2 separate regions of the Homo sapiens genome follow, and region 2 is linked to region 1. Evidence: read pairs that join two places in POLR2A ChIA-PET (ENCODE). Cell type or tissue: GM12878. All regions are shown on one strand. Links, peaks and the distances in the headings refer to the core of each region. The heading gives the core; the rest is flanking DNA.

Evidence for each region. ChIA-PET counts read pairs that join two places held together with the same protein. Peaks named below come from ENCODE experiments on the same cell type or tissue, not always from the same donor. Only the 100,000 strongest peaks of a DNase experiment are listed, where the experiment ranks them.
Region 2: POLR2A ChIA-PET joins it to region 1 with 7 read pairs; 11 of 35 experiments call an interaction of 5 or more read pairs at or near these places.

Annotation. Positions count from the first base shown.
Region 1 is chr2:203,596,655-203,602,743 of GRCh38, reverse strand. No RefSeq gene overlaps it. Among named protein-coding and RNA genes, the nearest start is that of RAPH1, 64 kb to the right of the region's middle. RefSeq lists an enhancer at 1,593-2,476. In GM12878, for the core only: no CTCF peak of the experiment used is centred there; DNase peaks (open chromatin) are centred at 3,063 and 4,273; H3K27me3 peaks cover 537 bases.
Region 2 is chr2:203,523,704-203,529,792 of GRCh38, reverse strand. The region is part of intron 1 of RAPH1 (Ras association (RalGDS/AF-6) and pleckstrin homology domains 1); the gene reads left to right. Among named protein-coding and RNA genes, the nearest start is that of RAPH1, 8.6 kb to the left of the region's middle. In GM12878, for the core only: no CTCF peak of the experiment used is centred there; no DNase peak of the experiment used is centred there.

The DNA.
Region 1 (6,089 bases), core at 729-5,728:
TGTATGCTTTATCCCTCCCATTTGCTTTCTTCTATAGCAGAATTGAATATGCATTACACATAGACCTTCTCTTGTACCTTTTAACAGAACCCACAGAGAACATCACATTAGACAGAGACAAAGCACAGTCTTCAGGCTCTCTCCTGTATTTTATAAACATTGATTCCTTTCAAGAGAGTAAGAATAATTATTTTGGAGGTATTTTGAGTATTTGGGGGTTTGACCTGAAACAGGAAGAACTGATAACCTATGAAATCTCTGGGACTGTGAAATGTTTTAACTCCATTTTCAGGTTGTCTAGTTGAGCATGCGCAAAAAACAAGTTTTGGTATAATTTTCCTCAGAAGTTCACTTACGGCCAGGTGCGGTGGCTCACGCCTATAATCCCAAAACTTTGGGAGGCCAAGATGGGTGGATGACCTGAGGTCAAGAGTTCAAGACCAGCCTGGCCAACATGGTGAAACCCTGTCTCTACTAAAAATACAAAATTAGCTGGGCGTGGTGGCGCATGCCTGTAATCCCAGCTACTCAGGAGGCTGAGGCAGGAGAATTGCTTGAACCCAGGAGGTGGAGGTTGCAGTGAGCAGAGATTGCGCCATCGCACTCCACCTGGGCAAAAACAGCAAAACTCCATCTTAAAAAAAAAAAAAAAGAAGTTCACTTAGTATAAAATCTCACATGTAGGTAGAAAAGGAGCCTGAGACCATCACACCACTGCAACAAGGTACAGAGTTAACAGATCAGAATCCAGCTAAGCTAAGGCTCTGGCAAGCACACGACTCAGCAGTGCCTGCACTGAGACGCCAGAAACAGAATCACTCTATTGCCGCTTCTGTGAAATGGAGACTCAGTCAAGGCAGCCTCTGCCAGCTAATCATGTGTTTACGGCCATCTGTGCAAGAAGGGCAGGAAAACCTACAGAAAGAAAGGTAAAGAGGACCTCTGGTCTGTCTCACAAAGGTTCCCCCAAAGCTTAGTTTTCTCCAGTATGGCATGGAGGATGAGTCCACACCCAGTCTCTGAAGACACACAGCCCTAGGTTCAAATCCCAACTCTTTAACGACTACTATCTGTATGCTCCTAAGCAATCATTTAACCTCTCTGAGCCTCAATGTCTTTATTTATAAATGGATAATATAATAATACCATCCTACAAGGGTTGCAGTGAGGATTGAATAAAACAATTTACATAGGCCAGGCCTGGTGGCTCTCGCCTATAATCCCAACACTTTGGGAGGCTGAGGCGGGCGGATCACTTGAGGTCGGGAGTTCAAGACCAGCCTGACCAACATGGAGAAACCCTGTCTCTACTAAAAATACAAAATCAGCCGAGCGTGGTGGTGCATGCCTGCAATCCCAGCTACTCAGGAAGCTGAGGCAGGAGAATCGCTTGAACCTGGAAGGTGGAGGTTGCAATGAGTCGAGATTGTGCCATTGCACTCCAGCATGGGCAACAAGAGCAAAACTCCGTCTCCAAAAAAAAAAAAAAAAAAAGATTTATATAAAGGGCATAGCCCACTTGTACCTATCACATGTCACTTCAATGGTCATTGTAGTCACTGTTATTAAAAATCATTATATTGTGGTTGCTATTATTAGCAAGACCAGACTTAGAGTGAGAATTATGTTATTTTAGGAGGAGAATTTCCAAAATCCTCCCCCCACCTACTGCCTAATGCCTTAAATCTCTTCAATGAAATAAAGACTTTTATTTTAGAATCAGCAAAGGATCTTAAAATGAGACTATTTCTCTGGAATTGTGACATATTGATTTATTTATTTTTATTTTTTTTTTTTTGAGATGGAGTCTTGCTCTATCACCCAGGCTGGAGTACAGTGACACGATCTCGGCTCACTGCAACCCCCGCCTCCCAGGGTCAAGCTATTCTCCTGCCTCAGCCTCCCGAGTAGCTAGGATTACAGGCATGTACCATCATGCCTGGCTAATTTTTTGCAATTTTAGTAGAGACGGGGTTTCACCATGTTGGCCAAGCTGGTCTCAAACTCCTGACCTCAAATGATCCGCCTGCCTCGGCCTCCCAGCAAGTGCTGGGACTACAGGCGTGAACCACCGCGCCCAGCTGTGACACATTGATTTAAAATTTACACAAAGACTTAAATGTCTACTGTAAAATTCCTCTTCTGAGTGGAGATTTTAAAAAGGATGTTGTATTCGTCAGGGTTCTCATTCAATTCTACAGCCCCCAAGATCCTTAGGATGATATTTGAGCCCCCAGGGCTAAGCTGGGGAAGGGGCGAGGTGGAGGAAGACCAACAGGAGCTAACATCAGGGCTCTTGCATACGTAAGTGTCCCTGGTTCCTCCACTTTCACACTACTGAATGTGGTCCCAGGACAGAGGGAATGGTATCCCACAGAGTTTGTGAATTGAGGCATTTCTAGTAGCTCAAATGTAAAAAGAAAGGATGAGCTATACAGTCTAAGAATTCCAAGATTTGGGGTAGAGAATGCAGAGCAGGCAGGAGAAGCATCTTATCAACAGCAAAGTTCTGTTTGCAGAATAATAAAAATAATTAACACTTAGTATGTGCTCACTGTGTGCCTAGCAGTGCTCTAAAGGCTTATTTCCTTTAATCCTCACAATAACCATACAAGTATTTGGTAGTCTTCTCCTCATTTAAAAGTTGAGAAAATGGATGAACAGAGAAGTAACTGGCTGAAAATTGCACAGCCAGTAAGTATTAATAGTAAAGGCAGGATCCAAAGACAGACATGCTGGCACTGGAATCTAGATGGTTAGCCACTGGGCTAAACCATAAGGATAGCAAACATTTATTGAGACCTAGGCTCCAGGCATTGCACTAAACATCTATTTTACGTGGACTATGTCATTTGATGATCATGGTAACCCATATGGCATCGTTAAACCCCATGTTGCAGATGAGTTAACTGAAGTTTAGGTACATCGAGTGACTTGTCCCAGGTCCCAGAGGTCTACTTAGTCCAGGTTTACAAAGAAGAAAGCTACTACGTTTAAAGAACCTTTTTGCCATTCCATACCACAAACCAGAAGTTTTGGTTTGAGTAGACATGAAACAGTTTTGCAGCATCTACTTCAAGGGAGCTTCATTTTTGTTGTTTATGGGTATCAGGGTGTATTTAAACAAAAAGCATCTATTTCAGGAGACAGAGTTTTCATGATGTGCTTTTTTGTTTCACTGTTCAGTAAAAATCCCATCTGTTTATGCTGCATCACACCATGATTTTTTTTTTTTTTTGAGACGGAGTCTCTCTCTGTTGCCCAGGCTGGAGTGCAGTGGCGCAATCTTGGCTCACTGCAAGCTCCGCCTCCCGGGTTCACACATTCTCCTGCCTCAGCCTCCCGAGTAGCTGGGACTACAGGTGCCCTCCACCACGCACAGCTAGTTTCTGTATTTTTAGTAGAGACGGGGGTTTCACCTTGTTAGCCAGGATGGTCTCGATCTCCTGACCTCATGAACCACCCACCTCGGCCTCCCAAAGTGCTGGGATTTCAGGCATGAGCCACCACACCTGGCCACACCATGATTTTACTTGTGCTACTTCTACCCAGATGTGAAAGACATTAGCTAATGAGGTCTGTGCTCATGTCAAAGAGGGAGACTTAATCATCCCTTAGAACTGTTCTATTGGCAACATTTTCAACTTCCTCTGATCATCCAAAACCCATCCCACCTAATAAGTTTTGCCTATAGTAAATGAATCCAGTTTTCTTACTGACAAAACAAAAAGCAACTCTTAAATTGTCATGCTTGCTTTTTTTTTTTTTTTTTTTTTTGAGACAGGTTCTCGCTCTGTTGCCCAGGCTGGAGTGGCAGTGGCAGTGGCAGTGGCATGGGCAACAGAGCAAGACCCTGCCTCCAGAAAGTATGAAAATTTAAGAGATGTTTTTTTTGCTGCAGCCACAACCTCCTGGGGTCAAGTGATCATTCCACCTCAGCCTCCCAGGTAGCTAGGACTACAGTCATGCGCCACGACACCTGGCTAATTTTGTTTATTTTTTATAGAGGCACAAGCTCCCTATGTTGGCCAGGCTGGTCTCGAGCTCCTGGACTCAAGCGATCCTCTCATCTCGGCCTCCCAAAGTGCTGGGATTACAGGCATGAGCCACCGTGCCCGGTCAGATTTCCATCGTTTTGATGTATTTCTTATTTTCTTCTGTCTGCAACTGGTCTTTGGCCGCTCACAGCCACTCCTCAGACATGTTCTCACTCCTCTGGTGGCTTGCTCAAGAGCGGTGAGGTTTTGGTATTTTTGGTTTGGGGTTTGAGGTAAGGGAAGTTTCAGAGAGGAAACAATGAAACGGTCCAGTGATTTCTTCTTAAGTCATATGCATAATTGACATTGACTCTGAAAAAAGAGAAATTCAATGCGAAGGTGGTCAGCTAGGCCCGCCCGGCTCTGACATAGGACTCTGAGGTAAGCCCCACCAGAAAACATGATTTGCAAAAGACACGACTGTGCTTGAAGGTAACTTCATTTTGAAAAGGGAAGAGAAATGTTGTTTGGGAGAAGAAGGGTTTTCTTGGGATTTTTTCCCATGGGATCCAGTGAGATACGTCAGGTCATCTCCTGAAGATCAATCACTATTGCTGATCTTCTGTGATTCCAAACCCATGCTGGGCCTTGTCCTAAACACTCAGACCCCCAGCCCAGCTCCGGCAACCAGCAGGACCCAGACATGCTGACATTGCCCCCATACGCCCAGCACCTTACCATTGAGAACTTCTTTCTGGTGCCCAATAGCCCTTGGATAGAATGAAAGATTAGGAGCCAGACATGCCAAAGAAAATCAATCTGCTCTTGGAGCTCAAGAAAAAAAGCAGGACTAATACATGGTCTCAGCATTTTCTTTCTTTTTTTTTTTTTTCTGCGACGGAGTCTCACTCTGTTGCCCAGGCTGGAGTGCGGTGGCATGATTCCAGCTCACTGCAACCTCCGCCTCCCAGATTCAAGCAATTCTCTGCCTCAGCCTCCCAAGTAGCTGGGATTACAGGCATCTGCCAGCAGGCCCGGCTAATTTTTGTATTTTTAGTAGAAATGGGGTTTCACCATTTTGGCCAGGCTGGTCCTGAACTCCTGACCTCGTGATCCCCACCGCCTCGGCCTCCCAAAGTGCTGGGATTACAGGCATGAGCCACTGTGTCCAGCCCAGTCTCTGCATTTTCAAACCCCTTTGCTTCCACTTTCTTTCCCCAGGCCTTTTTCCTTCTCTCTCCTTTATAGACCACCTTCTCTGTGCTTCACTTCCAGAAAAAAAGACCTCCTTCTATTCCTTGTCTGTGTTCAAGTCAAGCGAAGGAACATTTACCTAAGGCTAGGCCACATGGGGAATGCAGAAGTTGTGACAGAGCCCCTGCTCTCAAGGGGTATACAAACCCATTGGGGAGACATGGTGAACACAAGGGTAATACTCAGGGACAGCCAGGGCCAGCACTCATCCACTGATGTTTCCTGAGAATTCAGAAAGGCACTAGGGATGCTACTGGCATGGAGAAAGGAGCATGGGCTGGGTCTCCGCTCCCACTCAACTCTTTGGCCAGGTGCCCTTGGGCAGAACAAAAAATGCATATCCATGGGGGACAACCCTGGGAAAAATAATCACAATGTTCAGCCCATTTTATGAATGTAATCCACTGCAAATAGGCATGGTACAGAAGCTGCCTGACACAGTCCAAAAAGGGAGACATAAATGTTGGTTAGTTTTATCAGGAAGACTTTGTGTAAGAGGTGGGGTTTGGACCGGTGGGGTGAGCTAGAAGGTCACTACCCTGGATAAGGAGTGCATTCTGAAAAGAGAAAACTGTATAAGCAGAGACACAGGGATGAGAAGGAACAGGATGGCCGGGCGCGGTGGCTCATGCCTGTAATCCCAGCACTTTGGGAGGCCGAGGCGGGCGGATCACAAGGTCAGGAGATCAAGACCATCCTGGCTAACATGGTGAAACCTCGTCTCTACTAAAAATATCAAAAATTAGCTGGGCGTGGTGGCGGGCGCATGTAGTCCCAGCTACTCGGGAGGCTGAGGCAGGAGAATGGCGTGAACCCGGGAGGCAGAGCTTGCAGTGAGCTGAGATCGCACCACTGCAC
Region 2 (6,089 bases), core at 457-5,456, 73 kb after region 1:
AGACTATTAAAATTTAAGCCCCATGGTGAAGAATGGTGATAGCTAGCAAAAATTGGACTGTAAACATATTCAGTAGGCCCAGTATTATTGTAGAATCTTAAGTCAATTTTGCAATGGTATTTAAAACTTTGGCCGGGTGCAGTGGCTCATGCCTGTAATCCCAGCACTTTGGGAAGCCAAGGTGGGTGGATTGCCTGAGGTGGGGAGTTTGACACCAGCCTGACCAACATAGAGAAACCCCATCTCTACTAAAAATACAAAAAATTAGTCGGGCGTGGTGGCGCATGCCTGTAATCCCAGCTACTCAGGAGGCTGAGGCAGGAGAATTGCTTGAATCTGGGAGGTGGAGGTTGCGGTGAGCCGAGATGGCGCCATTGCACTCCAGCCTAGGCAACGAGAGCAAAACTCTGTCTCAAAACAAAACCAATAAAAAACTTGGATGCTTTTGGAAATTACTTTTAGAAGGATTTTACTGAGTTTGATAAGTGAAGAAAAGTATTAGGTTAAATCAGTAGAGCAGGCCAGGTGCGGTGGCTCATGCCTATAATCCTAGTATTTTGGGAGGCTGAGGCAGGTGGATCGCTTGAGCCCAGTTTGGGACCAGCCTGAACATGGCAAAACCCTGTCTCTACAAAATATACAAAAATTAGGCAGGCATGGTGATGTGTGCCTGTAGTTGCAGTTAACTCGGGAGGCTGAGATTGGGAGCATCACCTGAGCCTGGGAGGTCAAGGCTGCAATGACAGAGTGAGACCCTGTCTCAAAAAAAAAAAAAAAAAAAAAAAAATATATATATATATATATATATATATAGCAAAACAACCAGTAATATGACTTGAAAATATATTCTTTATATATCCCAAATTTTGCATGTTTCCCAAATATAATTTGTTCTAATTTTCCAATAATGTTTACTTTATAAAGGATAATTATTTCTTGGCTCATTTGGTTTATTTCATATTGTAACAAATGACATTGGAAACTGGTAAAGGAAATCAGTGATCCTACTTATCTGTGAATAGTGTACTTAATAAGCAGTAATGGTTCAAAATTTTTTTACCCTAAGTTTTTAGAATAAACATATACAGTTTAAGGCAGCAACAATGAATATGATACGTTATATTTGAAAAATCTTGGTTATAGTACTCATTAACACAGAAATTTCCAAATCTGGCTCTTGAATCTGTTTATTATGTTACTGGTTTTTAATGCTTCTCTTAGCTGACAAGGCAGCTCATGTAGGAACATATATCCAAAAAGAAGAAGTGCCTCTTCGGCTGTACTTTCTATTAGGAGATACTGTTAAGTTTGTATCCATCAATTATGCAGATTGGGCTAGTACAAAGTTTGTTCTCCCTATTTGTCAATCAGCTATTCTTGCAAATCAGTGTGAGGATTTGTATTTATAAAGTTTTAATAAATGGATTCAAAATCCACCAAAACTGTGTTTGGAAGGCATTTAAAAAGTTAGAAATGGCTTCTCTGTTCTTAGAGTGTGTAGATATGAGTATTTTAAGATGACACATTTTTTTTTTTTAGAATACAGCTATTTTCTTACTAAGTTTTAAAATGTCTCATTTACCTTTAAGGTACAGATGCATTAACCATGTTTCTGTTTTTAGAAACTATGTCTAGGTAGCATACTGCCACAGCACAGCCACTTACAACAGAAATTCAGCAAATTTAGAACTCTACTCTTTTTATAAAAGATAAATGCTTACTTCATCTTTAAATTGCACAATTTTTTAAATGATTTGCCATGAGACAAACCTGTTTGGTACAAAATACCATGATCACTCCTTAACAACATCAATAACAACATCCGTTAACACTTGGCTCTGTTCTTGCTTCAGTTTCTCTTTTATTCTGCTTTGCCCTTGGACTTAAACCTTACCCTCTCCTCCACCTTTGTTTCATTGAGGTCAAAGCAGCTGCTTCATGAAGGATTATATAATACAGTTTTCTATACTTTTTTTTTTTTTTTTTTTTTTTGAGATGGAGTTTCACTGTTGTTGCCCAGGCTGGAGTGCAATGGCTCAATCTTGGCTCACCACAACCTTCGCCTCCCGGGTTCAAGCGATTCTCCTGCCTCAGTCTCCCGAGCAGCTGGGAATACAGGCATGCGCCAACACGCCCGGCTAATTTTTTGTATTTTTAGTAGAGACGGGGTTACTCTGTGTTGGTCAGGCTGGTCTCGAACTCCTGACCTCAGGTGATCCGCCCACCTCAGCCTCCCAAAGTGCTGGGGTTACAGGCATGAGCTACCACGGCCAGCACATAAAACGTTTTTATTGAGGAAATCATTTACTGTTGAGAATATGTCTTCTCTGGAATACCAGTCTCTCGTAGAAGCTTACAAAAGGGTAGATCCTTTATTATTGAAAAAGAATCAATGTATTAAAGATAGTAATTACTATCACTCTAGCCTCACAATACCTACAATTATTTAATACCAGAATACTTATGTTACTTTGTATGGTGTGTGATTCTCTGACAGGTGGCCACGGTGAAGACGCCAGTGTCTGTATGTTAAGGATAAATATGTATTATATATAAAATACATGTGTGTATTAAGATAAGGATTAAATAAAAATAGAACTTCTAATAAGATGTTCGTATACCCCAGTGAATCATCACTCATACATCCTGGGGTATAAATGGAGGTAACCATTTTGGAAACTACTATACAGTCTTACTGAAGTATTGTTAGGCCAAGCACGGTGGCTCACGCCTGTAATCCCAGCACTTTGGGAGGCCAAGGTGGGCGGATCACCTGAGGTCAGGAGTTCTAGACCAGCCTGGCCAATGTGGCAAAACCCTGTCTCTACTAAAAACACAAAAATTAGCTGGGTGTGGTGGCATGTGCCTGTAATCCCAGCTACTCAGGAGGCTGAGGCAGGAGAATTGCTTGAACCTGGGAGGGAGAGGTTGCAGGAGCTGAGATCGCACCATTGCACTCCAGCCTGGGTGACAGAGCGAGACTCTGTCTCAAAAAAAAAAAAGAAAAAGAAAAATTGTTAATAATGAGCCTTTCATATTAAGTTCCACTTCATAGTGTATTGTATTTTTTTTTTTTTTTTTTTTTTGAGACAGAGTTTCGCTCCTATCTCACTGCAGTAGGCTCACTGCAACCTCTGCCTTCTGGGTTCAAGTGATTCTCCTGCCTCAGCCTCCCAAGTAGCTGGGATTACAGGTGCCCATCACCACACCCGGCTAATTTTTGTATTTTTGGTAGAGATGGGGTTTTACCATGTTGGCCAGGCTGGCCTTGAACTCCTGACCTCAGGTGATCTGCCTGCCTTGGCCTCGCAAAGTGCTGGGATTACAGGCCTGAGCCATCTCGCCTGGCCAGTGTATAGTATTCTTATATGAAGTCATCTTAAAGCACTTGGGACAAGACATTCTGGTTCTAATACTAATTGGAAAGTAATGTTTGTGGAAGAAAGTAGATAATTTCAGCAAAGTGAAATCATTCCACATTATATCAGAAATCATAATATCACTTTGTACCCCATAAATGTATATACCTATAATTTTTCAACACATACAGTAATAAAACATTTTTTTAAAAAACGTTAGCAAATTGAGACTTTAATAAAATTTATTCTTCAATACAGTCGAAATTATAGGCTTATTTCAGAAGCCTAAATTTGAATTTTGCATTATCCTTTTAGGAATTATTCAAGGTGAATTTAAAAGTACCCTTAATTAAAAATAAAAAATTAAGTATTTAACTTAGTAATTGAGTAGCATTTTATAGACTTACAGTTTTTTCATGTCCATAGTATTTTTTTTCGGAACACCTCCAGCAAGGTATACAACATTTTCCATTACCCTGCTCTTTATCTTTTCCTTCTCTCTGTTTTCTTTGCCTATCCCCAAAGCAACTGCAGTCATAGTTGCTTCAGCACAGGTAAGTTTTGCCTGTTTTATAACTTTGTATTAATTAAATCATAACCATGCTTTTGTCTCCAGCTTCTTGCATTCAGCATGTGCATTTTTTGTTTTGTTTTTCTGAGACAGAGTCTCACTCTGTTGCCCAGGCTGGAGTGCAGTGGCCCAATCTCAGCTCACTGCAAACTCCGCCTCTCAGGTTCAAGCAATTCTTCCACCTCAGCCTCCCAAGTAACTGGGATTACAGGTGTGCATCACCGTGCCTGGCTTATTTTTATTTTTTTGTATTTGTAGTAGAGATGGGGTTTTACCATGTTGGCCAGGCTGTCAGCATGTTTTTAGATTCATCCATGTTGTTGCTTATATCAGTAGTTCCTTTTTAGTGGTAATATTCAATTGTATGAATATGTTAATATGGCCAGGCATGGTGGCTCACACCTGTAATCCCAGCACTTTGGGAGGCCAAGGGGGTGGTGGATTGCCTGAGGTCAGCAGTTCAAGACCAGCCTGACCAACATGGTGAAACCCCATCTCTACTAAAAATACAAAAATTGGCATGGTGGTGGGCGCCTGTAATCCCAGCTACTCTGGAAACTGACACAGGAGAATCGCTTGAACCCAGGAGGCGGAGGCTGCAGTGAGCCAAGATTGTGCCATTGCACTCCAGCCTGGGCGACAGAGCGAGACTCCGTCTCAAAAAAACAAAAAAGAAGATGTTAATATACCAGATTTCTTATCCATTTTCCTGTTGGTGGGCAACTGGGCTGCTTCTAGTTTGGGACTATTCTGAAGAAAATGGTTATGAACATTTTTGCACAAGTCTTTTTATGGACAGATGTTTCATTTATCTTGGATAAAGGAGTGGGATTGCTAGGCCATTTAGATAGATGTTCCTCCTTTTAAAAACTTTGTATTGAAGAACAATACATAATCAGAAAATTGCATATATCAGAAGTGAATTCTAATTCTAATTCTGCTATGAAGTCTTTTAGGTTGCTTGTTTCTTTAAAAAATTTTTTATTGCCTTACTGAGGTATAATTTCTATATAATAAACTGCACATATTAAAGTGTACAATTTGGTAAGTTTTAATACACCCATGAAATCATCACTGTAATCAAAACTGAACATTTCCATCATCTCCCAAAGTTTCCTCATACCTCTTTGTAATTTGTCCCCCTCTACCCCTGTCTTACGGCAATCTGTCACTATGGATTGGTTTGCATTTTCTAGAATTTTATATAAATGGAATCATACAGTGTCTTGTTCCCTTCCCCTCCTAACCCACCCAAGTCTGGCTTGTTTTCATGCAGAATAATAATTTTTAGATTCTTCGATCTTGTTGCTTGGATTAGTTCCTTTTTATTGCTAAAGTATTCCATTATGCATATATGCCACATTTCGTTTTTCCAGGCACCTTTGATAGAAATTTAGGCTGTTTCCAATTGTGGACAGGTTTTCATTTCTTGAGGATGAATACCTATGAGGACGTGTTGGGTTATAGGGTAGGTGTATTTTTAACTTTAATTTTTAAAGTGGGCAAATTTTTCCAAAGTTGTATCATTTTATATCCAACAGCATAATATGACACTTGGTGTATATCCTAAGACTTGGTATTGTCAGTCTTTCTCATTCTAGCCATTTTAATGGGTATGTAATGATATAACCGTAGCTTTAATTCACCTTTCGCTGATTATTATTGATGTTGAGCAATGTAATGTTCTTAGTCATTTGGGAAGTGACAGCAAGTCTTTGCCCATTTAAAAAATAAGATTGTATATATTTTTTAAATTTAGTTTAACAATTATTTACTCGATACAAGTTCTTTATTGGATATATTTGCAAATATTTTCTCTTAGTCTGTAACTTAGCTTGTCTTTTTTATTTTTTACTTTTGAGACAGAGTCTCGCTCTGTTGCCCAGGCTGGAGTACAGTGGCGTGATCTCGGCTCACTGCAACTTCCACCTCCCAGGTTCAAGGGATTCTCCTGCCCCAGCCTCCCGAGTAGCTGGGACTACAGGCGCATGCCACCACACCCAGCTAACTTTGTATTTTTAGTAGAGATGGGGTTTCACCATGTTAGCCAGGATGGTCTCGGTCTCCTGACCTGGTGATCCACCTGCCTCGGCCTCCCAAAGTGCTGGGATTACAGGCCTGAGCCACTGCTCCTGGCCGTGTATTTTTTTAATGGTGTT